2 separate regions of the Homo sapiens genome follow, and region 2 is linked to region 1. Evidence: chromatin contacts called from ENCODE Hi-C or POLR2A ChIA-PET data. All regions are on one chromosome and are shown on one strand. Each heading gives the region's core, a stretch centred on a gene start or an enhancer-like site at or near the end of the contact. The rest is flanking DNA. Distances are from core to core; before and after follow the strand shown. Region 1 holds the start of SEC11C (SEC11 homolog C, signal peptidase complex subunit). Region 2 has its middle 51 kb from the start of PMAIP1.

The links. Hi-C counts contacts between places; a loop is a spot of excess contacts on that map. ChIA-PET counts read pairs that join two places held with the same protein, here RNA polymerase II (POLR2A). Pooled maps may share reads with other maps.
Region 2: a loop to region 1 is called in a pooled map, with 5 times the contacts of the local background. The contact joins the enhancer-like site here to the promoter of SEC11C in region 1. A Hi-C loop is called at or near these places in 1 of 168 maps with a recorded cell type or tissue (GM12878) and 4 of 50 pooled maps. POLR2A ChIA-PET finds 5 or more read pairs at or near these places in 1 of 52 experiments (GM12878).

Annotation. Positions count from the first base shown.
Region 1 is chr18:59,136,596-59,143,361 of GRCh38, forward strand. It overlaps SEC11C (SEC11 homolog C, signal peptidase complex subunit), which reads left to right and starts at 3,289. Exons shown (of 6, transcript NM_033280.4): 1 at 3,289-3,440. The coding sequence starts at 3,354. RefSeq lists silencers at 2,719-2,768, 3,189-3,328 and enhancers at 2,879-2,968, 3,049-3,148, 5,064-5,113, 5,932-6,031.
Region 2 is chr18:59,845,625-59,852,390 of GRCh38, forward strand. No RefSeq gene overlaps it. Among named protein-coding and RNA genes, the nearest start is that of PMAIP1, 51 kb to the right of the region's middle. RefSeq lists a silencer at 1,513-1,807 and enhancers at 1,770-2,687, 1,772-1,851, 1,932-2,111. Within about 2 kb of position 2,595, at least 2 of the 41 ENCODE cell types and tissues checked have a DNase peak (open chromatin) inside an H3K27ac peak, as active enhancers do; they include GM12878, where a contact is called at or near this core.

The DNA.
Region 1 (6,766 bases), core at 2,039-4,538:
CTTGCATCTAACATTTATAAAATTTACAGTCTACAAAACATTTTTACTTATCCTACCTGTGATTGTCATAACCATCAGGGCAGATACTACCAACAGTTGAAAAACTTTTTAAAACTAGACTTTATTTTTATTATTTATTTATTTATATTTCAATAATTTTTGGGATACGGATGGTTTTTGGTTACATGAATGAGTTCTTTAGTGGTGAATTCTGAGATCTTAGTGTACTCATCACCTGAGCACTATATGCTGTATCCAAAATGTTTAGGCATTATTTTTTTGGAGTAGTTTTAGGTTTACAGCAAAAATGAGTGGAAAGTATAGAGATATACCCATCTACTCCTGCCCCCACACATGCACAGCCTCCTCCACTATCAACTTCCCCTGCCAGAGTAGTACATTTGTTACAATTGGTGAATCTACACTGACACATCCTTATCACCCAAAGTCCACGGGTTACATCAGGGTTCACTTTGGGGTTGTACAGTCTATGTTTTGACAAATATATAATGATATGTACTCATCATTATAGTATCATACTCTCCCCCCTACCCCCGGCAACCACTGATCATTTTACTGTCTCCATAGTCTTGCCTCTAGAGTTCACGGGAAGGAGTACTTCACTGGGGAAGAGGCCACCAGTGACAGAACAAATGAAGTGAACATTCTAGTTCTCTTAATTACTTATGTCCTGGATTAAGAAAAAAATATTAATAGTAGCCATAATTCCTCCTACTGGTTCTGAGAGTCTATTTTGAGTCAGATGGGAGGTTTTTTTTGCATATTATTAATACCTCACTTGACTCTCACAACATCTCTTGCCTTTTTCAGTATGCCATGTAGTTGGGATCATACAGTATGTTGCCATTTCAGATAGACTTCTTTCACTTAGTAATATGCAGTTAAGCTTCCCTCCTGTCTTTTCATGGCTTGATATTACATTTCTTTTTTGCACTGAATAGCATTTTATTGTCTGGATATCCTGCAGTTTATTTATCCATTCACCCACTAAAGGACATCTTGGTTGCTTCCAAGTGTTGACAATTATGAATAAAGATGCTAAAAACATCCGTGTACGGGTTTTTGTGTGGACATCCGTTTTCAAGCTGGTATTTGGGTAAATACCAAGGAGTGCAATTGCTGCATCATATGGTGAGAGGATGCTTAGTTTTGGAAGAAATTGCCAAACTGTCTTCCAAAGTGGCTGTAACAAATACGGTTTTTATTTGGTGGATGAGCAAAGGGTTCATGGAGGTGAATAAATTAGTCTAAGACTGGACAATATGCAGGGACTTCTACCCAATGTCTTCCTGTGTTGCTTCTCACCCAATGCTCAACCTAAGCAGGAGCCTGGAGGCTGGGCCAAAGGTTCTGATGTGAAGATATCACACTGGGTTCTAGGTTTATTGGTCACATTTTGGACCCTTACTCTATTCCCACAAACCTGTTCCACCCACAGCTTTCCTCATTGAAGTTGAGGGGAACTCTACCCTTCTAGTTCCATAGGTTAAAAACCCTGGAGTCAGCCTCAATCTCTTTTCTTCTTTCACGCCCTATATTTATTCTTTCAAAAAATCCTGAAGACTCTTTCTTCAAAATGTATCCAGATTCTGAACCTTTAGTGCTGCCACCTTAGTTCCAGCAATTATTAGTGGCAGGGTTAACTATCACCATATCTTCCTATGTACTAAGCACTGTGTCTTGCACTTATAATTTTATACATCTGATATTTGGAAGAATTTTACACAGACTAGCTTCTGGATCTGTACATTTCAAACCTTGTTTTTCCTCTCCATCCACTTATTTCCAAGGTCAAGTGCTGCAGAACACTTTCATATCAGATGCCACTTCCAGTGGGACTTCCTGCCACGGTGCCAGGTGAGTTGGCCCAGTGGATGGCAGTATTCCCAGAAGCCATTTTTTACACGAGGATGGCAGGAAAGACCATGAACCACATAAATAAATTCACTAAACTCAAACCAAATGTATCTCCAACTCGTTTCCTCCTTAGCTGGATCCCCAAAATTCTCCTTGTCCCTCCAACAGGAGGGGAAATGTAATGGAGGTGAAGTTGGAATGCAAAGAAACAGAACTCTTAACCAATAGCAATTGCAATATCTTGCTTTTGAAAGTTTTACACATTCTATGGTTAAGTTTCTCCCACACCTTGGAAAAACACCTTTGCAATTGAAGGGTCCCAGAACTTACCTTTCATTAGCTTCATGGTAAGTCAGCTTCTGGTATATTTTAAATTGCAACCTGATCCTTTCCCCCAGACCTCCCCATTCAACTTATCTGCTTTTCCTGTTGTCATAGCACCTCCATCCTTTAGGTACCGTATAAATTATCCATTATGTCTGCCTTCGGTAGAATATAAGCTTCATGAGGGCAAGAATCTTTGCTTGTTTTGTTAACTGATGTTTCTCAAGTGCCTAGAACAAGGCCAGGTGCATGGTAGGTGCTCCATAAAGATTTGTGGATAAATAAATACAATAAAGAATGCATAATGCATACACGAGTGAGTGAATGAACCAAAGGTAATCTAGGATCAGAACTGTGATGATCTAGGACTTCTAAATTTAAAACTTTGAGTTATATTCCACTCATTTCCACTTAACCTTGGCCATGTCAATGAACCTTTCTGGGCCTTTGCTTTCTCGTGTATGAAATTAGGTGGTTATGTATTCATTTAATTAATATCTATTGCAACCCAATTATGGTCAAGGCATTCAAAGATACTTCCTTGCATACAAGTGGTACCACTCAAAATGCAGAATTCAGCGGCCTCAAAAGTCCCGCCTCTTCCAAGCCCCGCCCACCGCAGTCCATCTTTAGGCCCCGCCCCAATTCGGCTCAGCCCGCCCCAGCGTAGAGGCACCACCTTTCCTCGCTGCAGTCATCCAATAGCCAAGATACACGGCTAGGTGATTTGCGAGCGGGAGTTAGGTGTCCTCTTGGCGCCTGACCAGAGTCGGGAAATTCAGCTCCTCTTGAGTAGTCCCTTCCCCGAGTTGCCCCCCGAGGTATGCGGGGTCACTCGCTGCTCGATGTTCCCTCCGAAGGGTCGGACAAGGCTCCGGAGCCCTGTAGCTGCCCTCCCTAGGAGCCCCGGGTCTTCACTGGCCGAGGTGCCCACCCCGCAGCATTCTGGGAGTGGTAGTTTTCTTCCTTCAGGTTCATTCCTGGCTGGCCAGTGCCCAAGACTGGCGAGACTACGATTCCCAGACGCCCAAGCGAGTCGCCGGTCACGTGGCCGCAAGGACGCTGGGCCGGTGGGCGGGGGCCGGCAGGTGCTCCGCAGCCGTCTGTGCCACCCAGAGCCGGCGGGCCGCTAGGTCCCCGGAGACCCTGCTATGGTGCGTGCGGGCGCCGTGGGGGCTCATCTCCCCGCGTCCGGCTTGGATATCTTCGGGGACCTGAAGAAGATGAACAAGCGCCAGGTGACGGAGGAGGGTGGTGAGCGCGCCGTGGCCGGGACCGCCTGTGCTAGCGGGGAGTCGGGGCTTCCCAGTCAGGGCTCCGGCTCCCAGTGAATGCGGCCGGGCGGCCACCCGAAGCTCCCGCGCTGGGCTCTCAGGCCCTGGGTTCTACGCCTACGTGTGGGCATGGGTGTGCACTTCCTTGCCCTGACAAGAGCACAATTAGGGGAGGGTGCAGGAAAGGGGAGAATAGAAACCCCGTGCCATGGAATGTCAAATGTGGTTGAGAATGCCACAGCCACGCTTGTGGGAGAGATGACTCGGTGAACGACAGCTCTCTGAGCGTATTTGAAGGGCCACCCGGTGAAGAGGGAACCGATTTCTCTGTGGGGCTTCAGAGGCCTGACTGCCGGCAGGTGGAAGAGGCAGAAAGGCAGGCGAGAGGGAAGAACTTTCCTACAACGGGAGCTGTCCAGCGATGCCTCCCAAAGCAGTTTCTTCCCAGCCTGGGCAGTTGTTTTTCCCCTGACCGTGGGTCGGGACTAAATAATGCTCCTTGTGCCTAGAGAGCTCACAAGCTGTGCGCAATCATTGTGGACTCAACCAGTGTTCCCAGCGAGATTCCAGAAGCCTTCTCTAACTTCTGAGATGGCTGCACTCTGAATATAGGAGGCAGTGTAGGGTCTTTGGGCAGCTGGGGTGGTTGAATTCCCTCTCCTTTGTGAGAGGACCTCAGAGGAAAACGTTCCTCTTGCTCTCTTTTTAGCCACTTATTGGCCATCATCACTGTCTTTGGGGCCTTATCTCTTCACTATAAGGTTAAGAGTGAGTAGGGATTGGAAAGGAAGCCCTCTCAGTCAGGAAAAATACGACTATGTAGGCTTCTAGGTAGAGAATTTGGGGGACCTGTAGGACCTGAATATCACGGTGGATACTAATGCCACTATTGCTACTAATAAATTGTGCTAAGAAAAATGGGACCTTCCAACCAGGGAGTTTTGATTGTCTTTGAAAATGGTATTAATCCTCATTATTTTGATGGCATCCAGTTTCATTTGCTCCATCATGTTGAGATGTGGGGTGGTGCCCATGGGAGGTCACAGCTTACTCCTTTAGGCATACGTGTTTTTCCCCTCTCACTCTCCTCCCCCTTCCCCAAGTAGAATTTCAGACTAGTGCAGTAGTGTGGGAAAGTTTGATAATTTCTATTTCATCAACCGTGTTTAGGATGTGGTAGTGTCTAGGTGTGCAAAGCTGATGACTCCTGTTTCTGGAAGATGAGTTGTAGTAGAGATTATCACCAGCTTAAAAAAGTAACTGCTAATGTCCTGAGCATTGATGCTGTTCACAAGAATATCCTCCAGGAAGCAGAGCTTTGTTTAAAAATCTAGACTTAATGGCTGGGTTTTTAAAGTGTCTCTAAAATTGGTACTGATTACTGATGGCTATAATTGCAGACTGTCAGAAAAGGCCCTCTGATGAGTGTATTGATCCCTAAACCAGTTTGCCCTTTGAAAGATCAGTGTGTTTTTGCTCTCAGCGATAAGGCCTGCCAGTAGCTGGCTGTATTGCCTGTTTTGCTAGTCTTCTAATTAAAATTCAGCAAGCTCAAATCTACTGCTTCTTGGTACTTTTTAAAAAAGCTTTGTCTTTTTTTTTTTTTCTCTTCTTCCCTCCAAAATAGCATCTTATGACACTTTGTCAGGCCTGCATGCTCCACCAGTCTTGAAAGCAGGACCTTCTTTCTCTGCTGCCCCTGCTTACTATTAAAGCAGGACCCACATGCAACACAAGGGCTCTTTGTTTCTGCAGTGAGGAAGAGAGGAAGAAATACAGCTACTGGCAGTGCTGCTGCTGTCAGCCAGAATATTTGATCTGAAATGTTTGCTTAAAACTCTTAGACATTGGCTGTTTCATCATTGGTTGACAATGACTGAGTATGGACTTAGTTCTACACTCTGCTGTGAGCATTAAGTGCTGAGCATACAAAGTTGGTAGGCAAAGGTGAACAACAACAAAAGCACCTGTGAAACATGGTGGTGGTTTTTTTTTTCCAGACCGCAGTCAGCTTGTCAGTAGTTCAATCAAAATTACTTTTCTGGATTCCAGGATTTTATGCCTAGAATCTGATTCGTAGGTTTCTTAAAGTTAAGGTGTTAAAAGTGTGATCTGTGGTTTCTTAGTTTGATTTTTATATTTTTGTGTATTTGGACATTTCCTTAGCAGGTAGATGGCTTGCTCAAAGGAAGTTTTTTTGAGGAATTGATTTTGCTTTCCCTTAATGAACTTTTCAAGCATGGGAAATTATACTGGAAAATATATTCTTGGTACAAGTTCTTTACTGGCTAAGTGGCAAGATTTTATCGGGGTGGAGCCAGATGACTTGAAAACTTGTCTGAAAACGGCAATCGTTGTTTAAAACCATGGTTTGGGGCTTTCCTCATCAGATCTGTAATTCATAATGAAACAGCGGTTATTTATCAAATCCTTTAAGTCAGGCAGAGCCGGTGGGGAGGTTTTTGAATGTAAATTCCAGTGAACAGCTTCTGCTTTAGAGTGACGTGACTTGTAAGGCTGATTTTACTTTAGAAGCAGTGTTTTGTTGTTGTTGTTGGAATCTCAATATTTATTGAATGAAGACATGAATGTTTTATCTCTTCTAACGGCTCACTTCTTTGCATTCTTAAGTATTTGCTTTGTGATCTTTGATTTTTTCCGTTATGCTCTTTGAGCTTATGGTGAAATGGTGTAAAGGCTTTGATTGTTTCATGGCAACTTTCTGGTAAATATTCTTCATTTGATGAGGGATAAAAGACTACATATTGGGTACAGTGTACACTGCTCCGGTGACAGCTGCACTAAAATCTTAGAAATCACCACTAAAGAACTTAATCCATGGAACCAGAAGAAGCAATGGTTTAACATATTATAGCCCAACACTTTGTCAATGTCTGCTTAGCACTCCAGTTTCCTTTTTCACTCTCCTGGGAATATAGTGATAGTTTCATAATTTGCTATTGACACAGTAGCCAAGTCGCTTTTAAAAATGGTGTGTAGGCTGAGTGCAGTGGCTCACGCTTGTAATCCTAGCACTTTGGGAGGCCGAGGCGGGCAGATCATTTGAGGTCAGGAGTTCAAAACCAGCCTGGCCAACATGGTGAAGCCCCGTCTCTACTAAAAATATAAAAATTAGCCGGGTGTGGTGGTGCACACCTGTTATCCCAGCTACTCGGCAGGCTGAGGCAGGAGAATCACTTGAGCCAAGGAGGCGGAGGTTGTAGTGAGCAGAGATCGCGCCATTGCACTCCAGTTTGGGCAACAGAGTGAGACTCCATTTCAAAAAAAAA
Region 2 (6,766 bases), core at 1,345-3,844, 710 kb after region 1:
CCTCAGCTTCCCAAAGTGCTAGGATTACAAGTGTGAGCCCAACCTCACTGTAATATCTTTCAACTCTTCTGGAGATTCTCAATTTTTCAAAATAAAAAGTTGGGAAAAATTAAAATGTCTATAGAGACGATGTAAGGATAGGTATTGAGCATTAACTATATAGTGAATTGTAGAACAAGGATAATATGAGGTTTCAAAAGAAGAGAGTACAGTAGGCTGGGTGTGGTGGCTCACCCCTGTAATCCCAGCACTTTGGGAGGCCAAGGTGGGTGGATCACCTGAGGTCAGGCGTTCAAGACCAGCCTGGTCAACACGGTGAAACCCCGTCTCTACTAAAAATACAAAAATCAGCTGGGCATGATGGCACATGCCTGTAGTCCCAGGCTGAGGCAGGAGAATGACTTGAATCCAGGAGGCAGAGGTTGCAGTGAGCCGAGATCCCACCACTGCACTCCAGCCTGGGTGACAGAGCAAGACTCTGTCTCAAAAAAAAGAGAGTACAGTATATAATGGTTTTATGATCTGTCAATGTGCACCTCTTAAAATGGCGAAAGAATGGTAAGAACATATGCAAAAAAAGTTTTTTTTTAACGTTTTCAGTAATTATATTGGAGTAAGTGTATTTAATATTGTTATTCTGAGACTGATGTGTGTGCATTGTTGGATAAAGCAAATGAACAATTCTAAGATATTCTAAAAATAATAATAAAAAGTTGAGAAATAAATTCCAAACTCACAATATATTTTAAATGTTCACATTTAACAAATGAAAGCCTTTAAAACAGAAATACATGGTGAAACCCAGACTCTACTAAAAATACAAAAATTAGCTGAGCGTGGTGGTGGGCGCCTGTAATCCCAGCTACTCCAGAGGCTGAGGCAGGAGAATTGCTTGAACTTGGGAGGCAGAGGTTGCAGTGAGCTGAGATCTCGTCACTGCACTCCAGCCTGGGTGAGAGAGCAAGACTCTTAGAAAAAAAAGCCAAAAAAAAAGCACAGTATACAATATATTATACTAAAATACTCATAATCAAAAACTAATTACATAAACTATAAACATACATCTCTTATACAACAATTTAAAAACACTCACAAAATAAATTATGACTGCTAGAAAATTAAAAACAAAAAACAGTAGAAGCCAGGTGCAGTGACTCATGCCTGTAATCCCAGCACTTTGGGAAGCTGAGGCAGGTGGATCACTTGAGGTCAGGAGTTCGAGACCAGCCTGGCCAACACGGTGAAACCCAGTCTCTTCCAAAAATACAAAAATTAGCCGGGCGTGGTATGTGCCCCAGTAATCCCAGCTACTAGGGAGGCTGAGGCAGGAGAATCGCTTGAACCCGGGAGGCAGAGGTTGCAGTGAGCTGAGACTGCACCACTGTACTACAGCCTGGGCAACAGAGCAAGACTCTTTCTCAAAACAAAAACAAACAAAAAAACCAAAAACAATTGGTCCATGGTTCCTGATAGGCTGTGTAGTCTGGTAATAGACATAGGTTTGAAGCTGTATGAAGAATATCTTTCAGTAGCTTTGGGGATGATTTAATCTTATTTGGAGAGAACATTAAGGATTCGAATTTGAGGCTGTTCCTAAGTGTGAAGCCTGAGTCACCGCCCCTCCCAGTGTGGACCTAGATCAGAAAGCACTATTTACATACAAAGATCTCTGCCTCCGCCCCTGCCTTGGGGCTGTTCTCTGCCCTGGGCAGGGAAATTCCCTCTGGTCAAAACATCCTGCAAGGCATGGAAAGCAAAAGCATAAACTGCAGTTCAAATCCACAAATACCCCTTTTCTGGTATCTCCTTAATCCCTTCTGTTCATCACAGTTTAGTTTACAAAATTATTGCTTTGGAAGTCACAGCTGGAACAAGTCTGAGCTGGTAATGTCCAGTAGGACAGAAAACAGAAAGCGAGGGCCAGCGCGGTGGCTCAAGCCTGTAATCCCAGCACTTTGGGAGGCCGAGATGGGTGGATCACTTGAGGCCAGAAGTTCAAAACTAGCCTGGCCCACATGGGAAAACCCCATCTCTACTAAAAATACAAAAATCAGCCAAGTGTCATGGCAGGCACCTGTAGTCCCAGCTACTTGGGAGGCCAAGGCAGGAGAATTGCTTGAACCCAGGAGGTGGAGGATGCAGTGAGCCGAGATCATGCTACTGTACTCCAGCCAGGGCAACAGAGTGAGCAGAAAGAAAGAGAGAAAGTGAGAGAGCAAAGCGAGAAAGCAAAGCAAGAAAGCAAGCAACGCCTGGCTGGTTGCTGGAAAGGGAGCCTGGTGTGAGCGGACAGGGAGACCCCAGGCAGCTAGGGCTCTTATTGGGTCCCCTTGAGGACCATTTGGGTTCCAAGATGGAGCCTTGACACTAGGGTGAGGGAGGGTGTCCAAAGGTAAGGGAACACAAAGGGAAAAGTGGGGGGATCCTAGAAAACATTTCACTTACTTCACTCTGCTCCACGTGCTTTCTGGGAAACCATAAAACTGTTGGGCTAAAGAGACTCCAATTTAGTACTCAGGGAGGCGGAATTTCCCTTTGCTATCTCACCTGATGAACTCTGACGTCATAGGATACTGGTTGGCTAACTGGTCTTTCCTCTGTGCAAGCCTCATTTCACTCCCCACCTGGCCCTGGTCCCACTCAACTCAGGAGAGAGGCAGGTGGGCAGCAGGTGTTACCACGTCTCAGAAGATCTGTTACCCCTTAGATCCTTTACACCAAAGCCCAAGGCAATTGTCTTCATGCAGAAAGCACAGCTGAAACATTAAATACCTCACCCAGGAAAGTGGCGACTTGTGGGGAGGCAAGGGAAGGAGACTGGATGGTGGGGGGAAGGAAACTTAAAACCTAGCTTAAAAAGGTTAATTGTTCAGCTGGATGGCATGGTTACAAATGTCCACTGTGCAGCACGAGGTCTAAAAGATTTCATAATATGTTTTAAGTATACCATACTTCAGTGCAAACTTTGGAATGCATAGTTCTGTGATTTTAGTTCAATTCCAGAAGCATATATAGCCATGAAGGAAGCTTGAGCTATGAGTTAATAGGACCCAGGTGCCTAAGTTGCTGACCAGTCCTGTAACTTTGGGCAAAGCACTCTGCCCTCTGTGCTTCAATATCCCCATCTTAGGTGGGCACTATGCTATGGGAGGGTAAGGCGGAGGATCACATGAGACCAGGAGTGGGAGACCAGCCTAGGCAACACAGGGAGACCCTGTTTCTAGAAAACTTTTTTTTTTTTCTGAGACAGAGTTTCTCTCTGTCACCCAGGCTGCAGCACAGTGGTACAATCACTGATCACTGCAGCCTTGAACTCCTGGGCTCAAGCCATCCTCCCACCTCAGCCTCCCGAATACCTGGGACTACAATGCCGGGCCACCATGCCAGGCTAATTTTCTTTTTTGGGGGGTGGTGGGGGTAGAGATGGGCTTTCACCATGTTTCCCAGGCTGGTCTCAAACTCCTGAGCTCAAGTAATCGGCCTGTCTTGGCCTGCCAAAGTGCTGGGATTACAGGTGTGAGCTAGCTCACCCGGCCAAAAAGTCTTTTTAAAAATTAGCTGGCTTGGGCCGGGGCGCGGTGTCTCAAGCCTGTCATCCCAGCACTTTGGGAGGCCGAGGTGGGCGGATCACAAGGTGAGGAGATGGAGACCATCCTGGCTAACACGGTGAAACCCCGTCTCTACTAAAAATACAAAAAAATTAGCTGGGCATGGTGGCGGGCGCCTGTAGTCCCAGCTACTCGGGAGGCTGAGGCAGGAGAATGGCGTGAACCCGGGAGGCAGAGCTTTCAGTGAGCCGAGGTCGCGCCACTGCACTCCAGCCTGAGTGACAGAGCGAGACTCTGTCTCAAAAAAAAAAAGAAAAAAAAAATTAGCAGGGCGCGGTGGCGGGCGCCAGTAGTCCCAGCTACTCAGGAGGCTGAGGCAGGAGAATGGCGTGAACCCGAGAGGCAGAGCTTGCAGTGAGCCGAGATCGTGCCACTGCACTCCAGCCTGGGCCACAGAGCGAGACTCCATCTCAAAAAAGAAAAAAAAAAAAATTAGCTGACTTGTGTCTCAGAGAGGACATCAAAAAAAAAAAAAAAAAAAAAAAAAAAAAAGAGGAAGAAGAAGAAGAAGAAGAAGAAGAAGAAATTAGCCGAGCGTGGTGGTATTGGACTGTGGTCCCAGCTACTTGGAAGTCTGAGGCAGGAGGATCACTCAAGCCCAGGAGTTGGAGGCTGTAGTGAGCTATGATCACACCACTGCAGTCTAGGTGAAAAAAGTGAGAACCTGTCTCTAAATAAATGCATAAAAATAAATACAAACAAAAACAAAATTAAAACCTCCATCTTTAAAGGGGGGAAAACCTTGTTCTGCCCACTTCTCAGAAGAATCATGCAAGGAAGTTCTGTAAAAAACCTAAAGCGGCTGCGCACGGTGGCTCATGCCTATAATCCCAGCACTTTGGGAGGCCAAGGCGGGTGGATCACGTGAGGTCAGGAGATCAAGACCAGCCCGACCAACATGGTGAAACCCCGTTTCTACAAAAAATACAAAAATTAGCTGGGCGTGGCAGCAGGCTCCTGCAGTCCCAGCTACTTGGGAGGCTGAAGAATGAGAATCACTTGAACCTGGGAGGCAGAGGCTGCCGTGAGACGGGATCATGTCGCTGCACTCCAGCCTGGGTGACAAAACGAGACTCTCTCAAAAAAAAAAAAAAAAAAGAGCAACGTATAAATGCAAGCCATTCTATGTTTTATTTGGGGTCTGGACTATCCGTGATGTTAAACTCACAATTGCTGGATCTTTAGGTTACTGGCCTAAGGGCTTTTGTAGGGGAAAGATGGTGTTGAATGATGGAGGAGAATAACATGGTTCCCAAATCATAAACTGAGTTACAGGCCTCCTGGTCATCACCACTTCTGCGTTATTCTCATTTCTGTTCTCAACTCTTCTGTAAGTCTTTCTGCAAAACAGCAGCTTTGGGAGAAATTGAATAGTTCTCATCTCACTCTTTTGTGCATGGTGGGGAAGGCAATATAATTATTTTTCCCCTAAGCATGTACTTAAAAAGTAAACCATTTTAAAGTTTTCTCTATCTCTCCCTAAAGCATTTTCACCTTCAGAAGTTTATGTGTCTGAGTCATGGCTATAAAATCACATGGATTTATTTTTAAAATGCATTGTGATTTCTACCAGATTAATATCACTTTAAAACAGCCGCTTTGGGAAGCTCTATTTCTTACCTATGCTCTTTACTTTGTTTAAAACATGTCTGAAACTCTTCTGGGGTGGCTTTCAGAATATATTTACAGACTGCACAAGAAAAGGAATTCTCTGGGCCCAAACTGGGTTTTAGATCCAAACAGTGTTGCCCAGATGGAGCACCCACGTTACTGAAAGAATAAACTCCAAGTTGTTTACAGAAAGCAAAGCTCCAAAGAAAAAAGATTTCTCACCCTAGACGATATCCAAAGAATAAACTCCGGGCTCAGAAAAGTTTCCAGAACTTTCTTGGCAATGATAGCATTGACTGAACCATAAGGACAACCCACAAAGTAACTACCCTTACCTGGATATAAAAGTTTTAGATCAGCTTCTTTTAAAATTGGGCTTTTACATTTTATAATTATTTTTAACAAATTTTTTTCTGTAGCATGAACTAATGAGAGCATCAGTATTTTTGATAGCTTGTAAATTGAACCAGTGATAAAATGATACTAGAATTTGCTTTTGGGCAGATAAACTCCTAGATTAATCAGACCAATAGACAATGACAAAGCACATTTTCAATAATGTAGGCACTAGTGTTACATTTTCTATCTGAAAAGTGAATTTTAGTGGTGGCTCACACCTGTAATCCCGGCACTTTGGGAGGCCAAGGCGGGTGGATCACCTGAGGTCAGGAGTTCAAGACCAGCCTGGTCAACTGGGTGAAACTCTGTATTTACTGAAAATATAAAAATTAGTAGGGCATGGTGGTGTGCTCCTGTAATCCCAGCTACTCTGGAGGCTGAGGCAGGAGAATTGCTACTCCAGCCTGGGCGACAGAGCAAGACTCCGTCTAAAAAAAAAAAGGCTGTGTGTCTACGCGTATCAATGTATATTAAGAGATTTAGAGAGTGGGGCAGATGCTCATGTTCCTCCTTGCCTCCTGCCAAAAAAAAAAAAAAAAAAAGACATTTCACTGTTTTGAATGAGAAAATGATTCTGATCAACAGTCTAACAACAAATGGACTCTGAGCAGGGTTAGGAGATCTAGCTGACCTCCATTGCCGCTGGGGAGATTTCATCCAGGACAAAGCCTGACTCTGAAAGTCAGCTCGTTAAAGTACATCATAAAACTTTGACTGTTCCTTTTGGAGACCTGGCTAAGCCAACCAGATAATAAAAGACAGATTTATAAGCCTGGTGCCTGCTGGCACCTCAGTAATTCTAAGTAGCTTGGAGAGGCTCCTAGACGCTTTATTGGTCCTTAGTGGACCAATCATCAATAATGAAGGGTCAGGCAGGAAGGCTCTCGTCTTGTGTCCCTTGACCACCTGGGCTGTGTCAACCTTCAGCTCCCGTTACAGTGCTTCCCACTTCACGAGGCTGCCTCTCCAAGACACAATGTTCCCTAGGCCCTCCAAAAATTATCTTTGCAATTCCGAGAACTTTCTAAATTTAGTTAAAACAGCAACAGACACAGAAATGGACACCACATTGATCATTTCTGGTTACGACCACTCAGGCAAAATGTTAGTACAGTACAAGAAATGGCAGGAGGTGGTGTCACATAACA